Regions from separate parts of the Mus musculus genome. Here region 1 is linked to region 2. Evidence: chromatin loops called from intact Hi-C (ENCODE). Cell type or tissue: left cerebral cortex. All regions are shown on one strand. Links, peaks and the distances in the headings refer to the core of each region. The heading gives the core; the rest is flanking DNA.

Region 1 (5,383 bases), core at 113-5,112, 79 kb after region 2:
GGCAGGTCAGCTACAACAGCATAGTAACTTAGACTTAGATAAGTAAACTTTTTATTATATAGCAACCTTAAATTTCTTGTAAGACAAAGTCTTACCCCAGAAACTCGTAAGACAAAGTCTTACCCTCCGCCTACCCTCTTCCCCCTCTGCAGCCTCAAGAAGAACTGACAAGAAAGAAGAAACACCACATGCTGGGGCTGGACCCTGGCAAGGAAGAATGGCAGATGAAGGTCGAGGTGGCTATCTACTAGCCAAGGATCACCAGCACTCATAAGCAGCTGAGAGACAGAGGACAGATTCTCTCTCAGAGCCTTCAGAGCTCCCCATCCTGCCTAATACTCTAGCCTCAGAAACTGAAGAGAATAAATTCTAAGCCACCTGTCTTATGCTACTGTGTTATGGTGGTACCCTGTGAAACTAATACACACAATACAAAACACCATGGAACACAGTAGTAACAATAAGGATTACTTACGAATTGATGGGATCATACTTTTGAGCTCCATACATGGGTGTTATTTCTGCACGTTTGATTACTTTCTGAGTATCATACAGAAGGAACATGCTGAAAAGAACTAATCCACCATACATTGCCACTGAGTACAGAGTGGCACCAGCCACAGAGGTAGGGGGAAGAAACATAGACCCTGAAACAAGAAAAAAATTACATATATATATATATATACATACACACACACATATATATATTTTATAAAAAGGAATCTCCTGGGCTAGAGAGATGGCTCAGCGGTTAAAAGCACTGACTATTCTTCCAGACGTTCTGAGTTCAATTCCCAGCAACCATATGGTGGCTCACAACAATTTGTAATGGGAGCCGATGTCTTCTTCTGGTGTGCCTGAAGACAGTTACAGTGTGCTATTCTACATAAAATAAATAATCTTAAAAAAAAATTCTCCTACAACTGGATTTATAGTTTCCATTATTTAAGGCTACCTTTGTATTTCTTGACATTTGAGTAGGTACTTATACATTTTATGGGTAGTCATTTCTCCAATGGGTTACTTGTGAACATTAGAGCAATTTCCAAGTCAGCTTGATCATTTCCAAGTAATTTAATAAAAAGAATAGTTAACTATAAGCCAAGATTTTATGATGCATTGAAATAATCAAACCCCAATCAAATCTTTTAAATAGCTTTAAAAACTAAATCTTAATTCTTCAGAGTACCTGAACCCTTTAAGGCATAGCAGCTTACCCAGAGAAGACGCAAAGACAAGACCCAGGCCCACTCCCAGGGGTGCTCCCATGTTCAGAAACTTCTCACTAGGCGCACACATGGCCACAGTAGAGAGGCCTCCCACAATACCAGCGGTGTACCATGCGGCTCTCAGGAGAAGAGGCCCCCCTAAGATCGTCAGAGGAGCCACAACTGCACCCATCACACCTGGGGAGACAACAAAGTCTTATTGAATATCTACTAAATGATCATCAAGGAGAAGATCTCACTGTGAAGGTGATCCTTATGCTAAGCAATGTAAACACAACAAATTTTACATTTAGGTAGTTCTATATTACCATCTAAATTATACAATTAATATATATGACTATACAAACTCTCTACCACATCAATACTGGGTCACAATTCCAACAGTAGCCTGCATTTTTAGTAAGTTTGTAAAAGTTACTAAAGGCCACTATTTTGATCTTAGACCACTACTGGATTTCACAATTATTAAGACAGAACTCACACAAAGCAGACAGCTGAAGGTCAGACCTGCTGCTCAAAGGGAAGAACTGAAAGGGAAGTGTGTGGTGGAACTGAAATGTAGACAGGCAGACACTGAATTTGCCTCACCTAATAAGGAACACAGCTCTTTTCAACCTTTAAGAAGAAAGCTCAGTTGTCAGGATTTACAAAAATCTTCCTTACGGATTACAGGGTAGGCAGGCATAGTGGTACCTGTCTTTAATCACAGCACTAGGAAAGCAGAAGCAGGCGGATCTCTTTGAGTTGGAGGCCAGCCTGTTCTACATAGTGAGCTCCAGGACAGCCAGAGCTACATAGTGAGACCCTGTCTTGAAAAAACAAAACAGCAAAATATTACAGTGGCATATTATTTCCAATTACCAAACATCAACAAAATCTCCCCAACTGGACGATCCTACATTACAAAATTATTTCAACAGAGGAATAATGTAAAGTTGTTCCTTTAGTTTTCATGATGCCAGGAATCAGGCGATAAGTGTGTGCAGCAAGCCTAATAGCACTGAGCTACATACCCTGCACCTGTCTTTTGGGAGAGGGTCCAGTGTTACTAGGCTGTCTTTAATTTCCCTGACTCATCCTTGTAAGTAGCTATAACTAGAGGCCTATACTACCAGACCTGGCTCTTGTTTTAAGTTACTGCTGTAAAAGCATTTGTGCATAGAGTGTATGGAGAAATACATGTAATGCTGTGGAGGTCAGAGGACAGCGCTGTAGGGCTACTTCTCTTCTATCTTTATGTGGGGACCCCACCAGGGGTTGAACACAGGTCGCCAGGCTTGCACAGCAAATGCCTTTATCTGCTGAGCTACCTTGCTGGCATCTCAGCTCTTTTCTTATACATAGTTTATCTCACAGCATAACCTCAGAGCTATCTTCATACCAACCTTCAATACCAATACTTTTAAAGTGAAGGCCTGGCAATAATGTACCAGCAGTGACTGTATGAAATTGTGTTTTCCAAAAATGAGGTTTAGTAAGTCATTTAAAACTGAAGAGCCACTCAAAAAGGCCACTATTTAAAAGTCTGCTGTGTCAAGAGACTAACACAGGAAGGTAGGAAGATGCAGGGCAGTCTGGCATACCTCAAAAACTGAAAAGGAAAATAAGTCAGACAAATAACAGGAAAGTGAATAATATACAAGACAATTTAATAAGAATTTAACAGAACATACCAGAATGCAGCATCCAAGCCAGATGCTTTGGGCCTGGGCTCTGCTCATATGATATTGAGTGTACAAGCATTCCAGCTCCAATCATGGCTGCAAAGGTCGCACCAATTGTCTGGAAGACACACATAAGAGAAACAGATCCTTAAATGAGAGGACCACACATTCAAGTACAGCTAATCACTTTGAAGAATACTAAACTGAATCCCGTGAGTTTATCCAGCACAGTTTGGCTTCTGTTTCTAGATCCTTTCAGCATTGACTACATTAGCAAGAGCGCCCTCTACTGCCACAGACACATCATTTCCAACCTGACAGGAAAATAAAACAGCTGGGTTTTATGGAAGACAAAAACCAAAACAAACTGATGCTGAAAAACATAAAGGATTCTACCTCACTGTTTTCTAATGGAGAAACAATGACTAAAAACTGCTTCCCACACCGTTTGTTCATAGAAATTCCTAGTTGTATATCTCAATTGTATATTTTTCTTTCAAGATCCTAGTATTTTGCTTTTTATCTTTCTACATTCTACATTAGTGATACTGAATGGGTAGGATTAGAAAAATACTCCCAAACCTCACACTTCCTTAACTGTATCCACTGTGCTTCTAAGAAGTCACTGTGGGGCTAGAGAGATGGCTCAGTGCTTAAGAGTACTGAGAGAGTACTGAGAGAGTACGTCAGCCAGGAGGGCTCAGTGCCAGGTGGGAACTGAGAGATGTAGGGAGAACCTGGTGGTCTGGTCTATTTTGATATGTTAAATAGACACCTCAGCCATTTGTTCCAGGTTTGAGACCTAACATCTTGAAGTGCCATTAGGATGGGACAGATCTGTCACTATTGCGCAAAGAGCCTACCCGAAAAGCTCCTGCAATAAGTCATTCGGTCAGGTAGAAAGGAAGGGTATGAATGTGTCTCTGCGCATTTATGATATGTATATACAGTAATGGCTTGCATGTGGAGGTGAGAGCACAGCTTTATGAAAACTGGTTCTCTTCTTCCTGTTGTGGATTCTGAGATGAACACAAGACCTCAGGTTTGCATTTGGAGCTCAGTTAGAAATTTATCTGCTGACCTATCTCACTGCTCTGCCAGGATGTTTTTTGTTTGTTGGTTTGATTTATTTTTCTTTTGTTTGTTTTATGTTTATTTAGTTGGTTGGTTTTTGAGAACAAGGTCTTCTATCAACCCTCACTGTCAAAGAACTCAGTTTGTAGCAAGGCTGGCAGTAGTTTTCTTGAGTCAAGTTCCTGGATATCCTAGAACATAGTATGTAGATCACAAAGACCTTGAATTTAGAGATCCATCTGCCTTTGTCTTCCAACTCCTAGAATTAAAAGTGTGCCCCACAACGAATTCTCTTTTAAAAAAATATTATTTATTTATTTTTATTTATATGAGTACACTATAGCTGTCTTGAGACACATACCAGTAGAGTGTTTAGGATCTCATTACTAATGGTTGTGAGCCACCATGTGGTTGCTGGGAATAGAACTCAGGACCTTCAGAAGAGCAGTCAGTGCTCTTACCTCCTGAGCTATCTCCCCAGCACCCCATGATTCTTGTCTTAAGAGTTCAAGGCACAGGAAATATGATTCCAAACTCATAGTTCTGGGTTCCCAACTACAGGAAACAAGTGTTTGATTTCCATCTCGTGCCTTGCTCACAATCACTGCAGCACACATTAGACTGACTGTTCTGATCAGTCATTTTGACGCGCAGAGGCATGGCACAGCTGGTGCACCTGCTTATGAGTCTCTCTCTCACATTCGTTCTTAACACTCAACAGAACCACATTTTCCCCAGCCACCCCACTCTCTACAAGTGCTCTCTGTTTATGTACTTTGCCTCAGCTTGGAAATGAAAGATACCCTTTCTAACCACAACCTCTCACCCTTTAGACCTCACAAGCCTTGGCATTTCCCTCAAATGGACTATAAAGCACTTTTCCCATTCGGTCTGCCTAGCTCTTCTCCTTTGCTCAGCTGCTTGGTCAGCCTGGACTGACTCTGTCCTCTTTTGCAATCAAACATGTTAGCCAGCACCAACCCTGAAGAACCAAGTCTCCTCCACAGAACTGCCCTGATGCTCCAAGGCAGTTTTTCAAGCTGACTTTCTACTTCATTTTCAAATGTCTATTTCTTACTGCACATACTACACAGTGCACTCTGGATCTCCACCAGAGCAGCACAACCCGCATCTGAAATCATACAATGCTAGTTAGTGGTAAAGAGCTGGCCTAGAATGCTCACAGTCAGTCATCTATTGGATGGAACACAGGGCCCCCAATGGAGAAGCTAGAGAAAGCACCCAAGGAGCTGAAGGGGTCTGCAATCCTATAGGTGGAACAACAATATGAACTAGCCAGTACCCCCAGAGCTCGTGTCTCTAGCTGCATATGTAGCAGAAGATGGCCTAGTCGGCTATCCTTGGAAAGAGAGGCCCATTGGTCTTGCAAACTTTATATGCCTCAGTATGGGGGAA
Region 2 (5,383 bases), core at 317-5,316:
CACCTGCCCAGGTGAACCTGAAAGGTTCCTGGATATTAGCCCTGCTCATGCAGTGAGGATGCTGTTATCAAAGTCTTCCCACTATGGAACTGGGGTCTTGAAGTTTAGGTCAGTGGGCTAAAAAGAATCTATGAACGCAGGCCCTTTAGGCTCAGTGACTTTGGAACCACCAGTGCACTAAATAGTCTTTATGAATGATCATATATCTCCATTGCAGGAGGGGAAACTGAAGCCAAGAGAAAAATTAATGATCCAGAGTAGCACAATAGATGAAGGCAAAGTTAGAGGGTAACCCCCCAAATCTCTAGATTCTCAATAGGTAGTGCTAGTTCATAGAGAGGAAGAACGCTTACTGATTCAGGCCCCAAAGGCAACTTTTCAGGACACGAAAAGATCCTTGTGTGCACATGAGGTATTAGATGCTCAACTAAATCCTGTTTGCTTTATTTAGGGCTTACCAGGCAGTTTGTATTTGTAAATAATTAAACCATTGCTATTTATAGATAAATGTGCCATTTGTAAATAACCATACTATTTGTAAATAATTAAAACAATACATTCAACAACATGTATGAATTAGGTTGTAATATGTAATTGACAGAAGTACCCCAGGATTGGAAATAATGGAGCAGGGACCTAAGGTTAGACAACCTGAATGCAGGGCTTGGTCTCCGAATCCCTCCAGCCCACTGTCTCTTTGGTTGGATCTGAGAAGCCCTTGCATTCCAGATATTGGCTATTTCCTTAGCAATAATCAGACATTGCAATTTAACTTAATTCATTCTGCCTAACCTCTGATCTTGGGATGTGTGTGTGTGTGTGTGTGTGTGTGTGTGTGTGTGTGTGTGTGTATGTAGAGAGAAAGGCTCTGGTCTGCTTGCCCATAAACCCAAAGTGAAGACCCAAGAAAAACCCCACAGCCCATGGAAGGAGAAGGGGAATGAGAAGGGGAAAGGACTGGTACCGGAGGAGGCTGGATACCGCTGCAACAAGGGCATTCAGGCTGATCCCAGTGTCTGCCAGGGCCAGGCTCAGTACCAGCAGGTTGCTGGGAGTCCGCAGATCTGGAGTCTTGCAGAAAGAGAAGATGGTCAGGCCATTGAGGCTGATGCCAGAGAGCGCTGAAAGGAAGGGTGAGGACTGGTATCAAGGCTGGTGAGACCCATGTGGGTGTGAGAAGCAGGGTCTAGGGTTGATGGAGTTCCAGTAACCTTCCAGATTCCACATCAGTGACCTCTCAGCACAGCTTTTCAAATGCTGCTCTGGTGGGGGTGATCCCCAGGTACTAAAACCTGTGATTCTCCCTGCCCACCGCCTACTGACCATCTCACAGGAAAATGCAGAAGACTACACAGTCCAGTGAGGCCCATGCTGTGACAGTCAGTCACTGACAAGTGCTGAACAAGCAGGTATCAGGCACCCCAAAGAGCACTTCGCAGGAATCCTTTCATTCAGTCTTCTCCCCATGGCTCGGAGATGCGAGATAGCATTCTCTAAGTGCAGTTAGGAAGTACCAGAGCTAGGGACAGTCTCCAGTCTTTCAGATTTTAAAATTCCTTCTTCGAGGGCTGCGGGATGTCAGGGATGGCCTCCCGAAAAGAGGATTCAACTTAGAGCCCAGAGTAACCCAGGACACCAGGCAATGTGAAACTGCAGGAGAGAGTCTCAAGCAGAAGAGCTGACCTCAAATTTCAGCTTGGCCACTCCCTTGCTGTTCCTTGAACTTTCTTAACCTTGGCTTCTTGTTTCAGGACTGAAGAGCAAGAGTTAGGCCTGGTGGCCAAGTTACTCAAGAAGCAGAGGCAGGAGGATTACAAGTCTAAAGGAGCCCGCCTCACCCACCTCAATTCTAAAAGGTAAAAAACGACTAAGGATATAACCTAGTGGCAGAGAACTTACCTAGCTTGCACAGGACCCTGGGTTACAGCCTCAGTAACATCTTGCTCTCAGTAGAAAGGGGAGAAATGGTAGAGAGGGAAAGATCTCTCCTTTAAAACTGTGGAGGCCAGTGCATGGAAAAGGGTCCCAGAAAGTGTAGAGATGTAAATTAAAGTTTCACCGCATATGAAAGGGCCAGAAATAAGGGTAAGTTTCAGTGGTTCTCAGGAAATGAGACCCACTCAGAGGTGTCCAGGATCTTCAGGACAGTCCTAGTGGCTGTTACTTCCTCCACATTGTCAGTGCTCCCCAAGTGCAAGAATGTAAAGATTACTCTTCTGGGCCTGGTATGAATGAAGACTGTGCCCCATCAGCCTGGCATCAAGAAGGACCATTTCTGTACTCACTGCACATCTTAGTGAGTCTAGCTTGAGGCAGGTATCTCTTGGGCCCAAGTTGCTGCTGTTGGAGAAGTGCCTTTGGTGATAGGAATAGACCAGGTAGAAGTAGTGGCAGATGTAGGCAGAGGTGGTAGAGGAATAATTAACTTAAATTCCCTGTATGTCTATTTAGACAATGATTTTATACTAAGAATTGTACTTAGCCTCTGCAGCTACCCATTTATAATGACGAGGCTCTTAGGGTCGGAGAGATGAAATTACTTGATCAAGTCTCACAGAGAGCAGATGGCTGAGTTGTCTGTCTCTGGAGTCTTATGAGACCTGGTCTCAGAATATGAGATTCTTAGCAAAATTTCTTGGGATTAGAATAAATTTTTCTCTTGGATTTGGGGATATGAAAACCCTAGACTTGACCAAGTTATCTCCTAAGCAGATAGCTCCTGTCCAAGTCTCTCTCTCTCTCTCTCTCTCTCTCTCTCTCTCTCTCTCTCTCTCTCTCTCTCTGCCTGGCTCTTCTCTCCTGACTCCTATGCAGCAAACTACATCCTACGGGGACTGTCATGAGAAGACCTCCTGGATCCAGACACAGAGGAGAGGCAGCCACGATGATATGATACCCAGTCTTCTGCCCACTCCACAGTTTTGTCCTGGATTGTGGGAACCACTGGGTCTTTGCTTCACCCAAGATCTCACCTTCCATCAGCAGGACTGTTCCTACAGCCAGCACCTCAAGTTCCCCCAAACCAGCAGGCAGGGCCCTGGTTGCTGCCATCCCTGGACTCCCTCTGTCAGCTACACAGCTCTTTTCTGGCTCTCTGAAGCTAGGTCTCTCCTTTTAAATGGTCACTCCCTTGCTGGCATGTGGAGATTATTATGGTAGACTAATAACACCTTTTTTATTTCTTATCCTTCTAAGTCTTCCTCTTGGCTCACATAGAAAGAATCCATTCAGTAGATGGATAGTGCAGCTTTTGTGAAGCTGGAATGAGCTCTGTCTTGTTCATTCCAGCCCACTAGGCAGGATTAAGGTCTTGGATCCAAATGGTGTGTGAGTGAAAGCTGAATTGGGTAAGGGTTGCATAACTAAGGGAGGGAAGTGGAAGAAAGGATTTGAGCTGCAGCTGTCCCCGAGAATTGGATAGCCAGATCCTTGTATGTGCACAGCTGCTGACAAGCTGCCTGTGTGTGTGCATCTCTCTCTCTCTCTCTCTCTCTCTCTCTCTCTCTCTCTCTCTCTCTGTGTGTGTGTGTGTGTGTGTGAGTGTGTGTGTGTGTGTGCGCGTGCATTTGCATGTGTGTGGGTGTGTGTTGTATGTTCATTCACAGGCTCAGAAGTATGTGTAGGCAAGCATTTGGTGGGCAGGGTGAGGTTTGTAAAGTTACGTGCTGTCATAAAGCAAATGTTGACTAGTACCTGACCCTTGACCTCTGGTACTGAGTCTGCCATGACTGGCTGTCTGCTCTGCACTGCTGCCATTGGATGGTTTTCCTGTCAACTGAGTCATTTCTGCTTCATGCCCTTCCCTAGTTAAGTGCTGGTTGAACTCCATCATGGATTTAGGGCTTCACTTCCTGTCTCACAGACAGCCATTGAGCTATGCAATCATAAAATATCTCTCAGGATAAAGAATGGCTTGCATTCTTTTTGAAAGTACCTCATGACCCACTAAGAACTTCGGCTTCTACACACAAGGTCTTGGTACAACTTTTGTACTGGCTCATGCTGAAATTCTCACGAGAAAACAATGAGCCACAGGACAACTAATTTTCAGATGGAGAAACTAAATCCCAGAGGGTTATTAGCAAAGGAACTCATGTCTATTAAAGTAGTAGATATTAGACTGAACTAGTGGATGATCATCAAAAGCCTCCTAAATATAACCCCATGGGTGAGATGCCAGGACATCTCTATTTCCGAGGAGGACATTGGAGAGAAGTTGGTTGCAAATCAGTCCAAGACCATGTAGTGAGTGGTAGGTGGAATTGTAACAATGCCTGTCCTTCTATCATGTAGGCCCTGGCACCTCCCATTGTCCCCCATCTTAGAGTTTACATTGCTGTGAGTATACACCATGACCAAGGCAACTCTTATAAAAGAAAACATTTAATTGGGACTGGTTTACAGGTTCAGACGTTTGGTCCATTATCATCAAGGTAGAAAAAGGATCTCAAAGCCCACTCCCACAGTGACAAGCTTCTTCCAGCAAGTCCATACCTCCTAATAGTGTCCTTCCTGGGCCAAGCATATTCAAACCACCACATTCCACCCCTTGGCTCCCTTAGGCTTGTTCGAACAGATGAGTCTATGGAGGCCATACCTAGCCAAAGCATGATGCAAAATAAATTTAGTCCCCACTTCAAAAGTCTCCATAGTCTATGGCATTCTCAATAATGTTAAAAGTCTAAAGGTCAAAGTCTTTTCTGAGTTTCATTTGATCACTTATCTGTAATCTCCTATAAAGTCAAAATCAAAAAGCAGATCACATACCTCAAATACCGCAGTGTATACACCATCATTCTAAATTGTCATTGTGAGGAAATACTGGAGCAAACAAGGACCCACCCCACCCCACACCCCAAAAAAGAGCTAGGCAAACTCCAAACTCTGCATCTCCATTTCTAATGTCAGAGTGCTCATCAGATCTCCAATTCCATTCATCTTTGTTGACTGTAACAAACTTCTTTTTCCTGGTCTGGTTCCACTCCCTGTTAGCAGCTTTTCTCAGCAGGTATCCCATAGCTCTGGTATCTCTAAAGTCTGAGGTCTTCAATGAAACTTCAGCATTATACAGATTTTTGTTCCAGGGTCTGGGATCCACACATGATCTTCTGAGCTCTTACAAAGGGCTTCAGTCACATCCAGCTCTGCTCTATGTGACACTCCAGGATCTGGTTAACTCTACTCCATTGGTGCTTCTGCTCTTGGTGACCATTCCATGGTACTGGCATCTCTAGCACACTGAGGGTTTTCACTGAAACTTGGCCTCACCAATAACCTCTCATAGGCTCCCTTTATGGTGCCAAGCCTCAACTTCTTTCTATGACCCCTTAAGTACTGTGCCATCAACTGCAAGCTGTATCTTCACCAATAGCCTTTCACAATT

What was found. A loop is a pair of places that touch in the nucleus more often than their neighbours do. Peaks named below come from ENCODE experiments on the same cell type or tissue, not always from the same donor. Only the 100,000 strongest peaks of a DNase experiment are listed, where the experiment ranks them.
Region 1: it touches region 2 in a loop (2.7-fold over the local background); 4 of 42 quality-filtered maps call a loop at or near these places.

What each region holds. Positions count from the first base shown.
Region 1 is chr14:37,124,685-37,130,067 of GRCm38, forward strand. Ghitm (growth hormone inducible transmembrane protein) reads right to left here. Exons shown (of 9, transcript NM_078478.5): 6 at 2,903-3,011; 7 at 1,218-1,406; 8 at 476-647. Among named protein-coding and RNA genes, the nearest start is that of Ghitm, 7.9 kb to the right of the region's middle. In left cerebral cortex, for the core only: a CTCF peak has its summit at 3,182 (motif pointing left); a DNase peak (open chromatin) is centred at 3,164.
Region 2 is chr14:37,045,877-37,051,259 of GRCm38, forward strand. It overlaps Rgr (retinal G protein coupled receptor), which reads right to left and starts at 3,138. Exons shown (of 7, transcript NM_021340.4): 1 at 2,973-3,138; 2 at 965-1,121. The coding sequence starts at 3,051. It also overlaps a transcript of Lrit1 not described here. In left cerebral cortex, for the core only: no CTCF peak of the experiment used is centred there; a DNase peak (open chromatin) is centred at 3,316.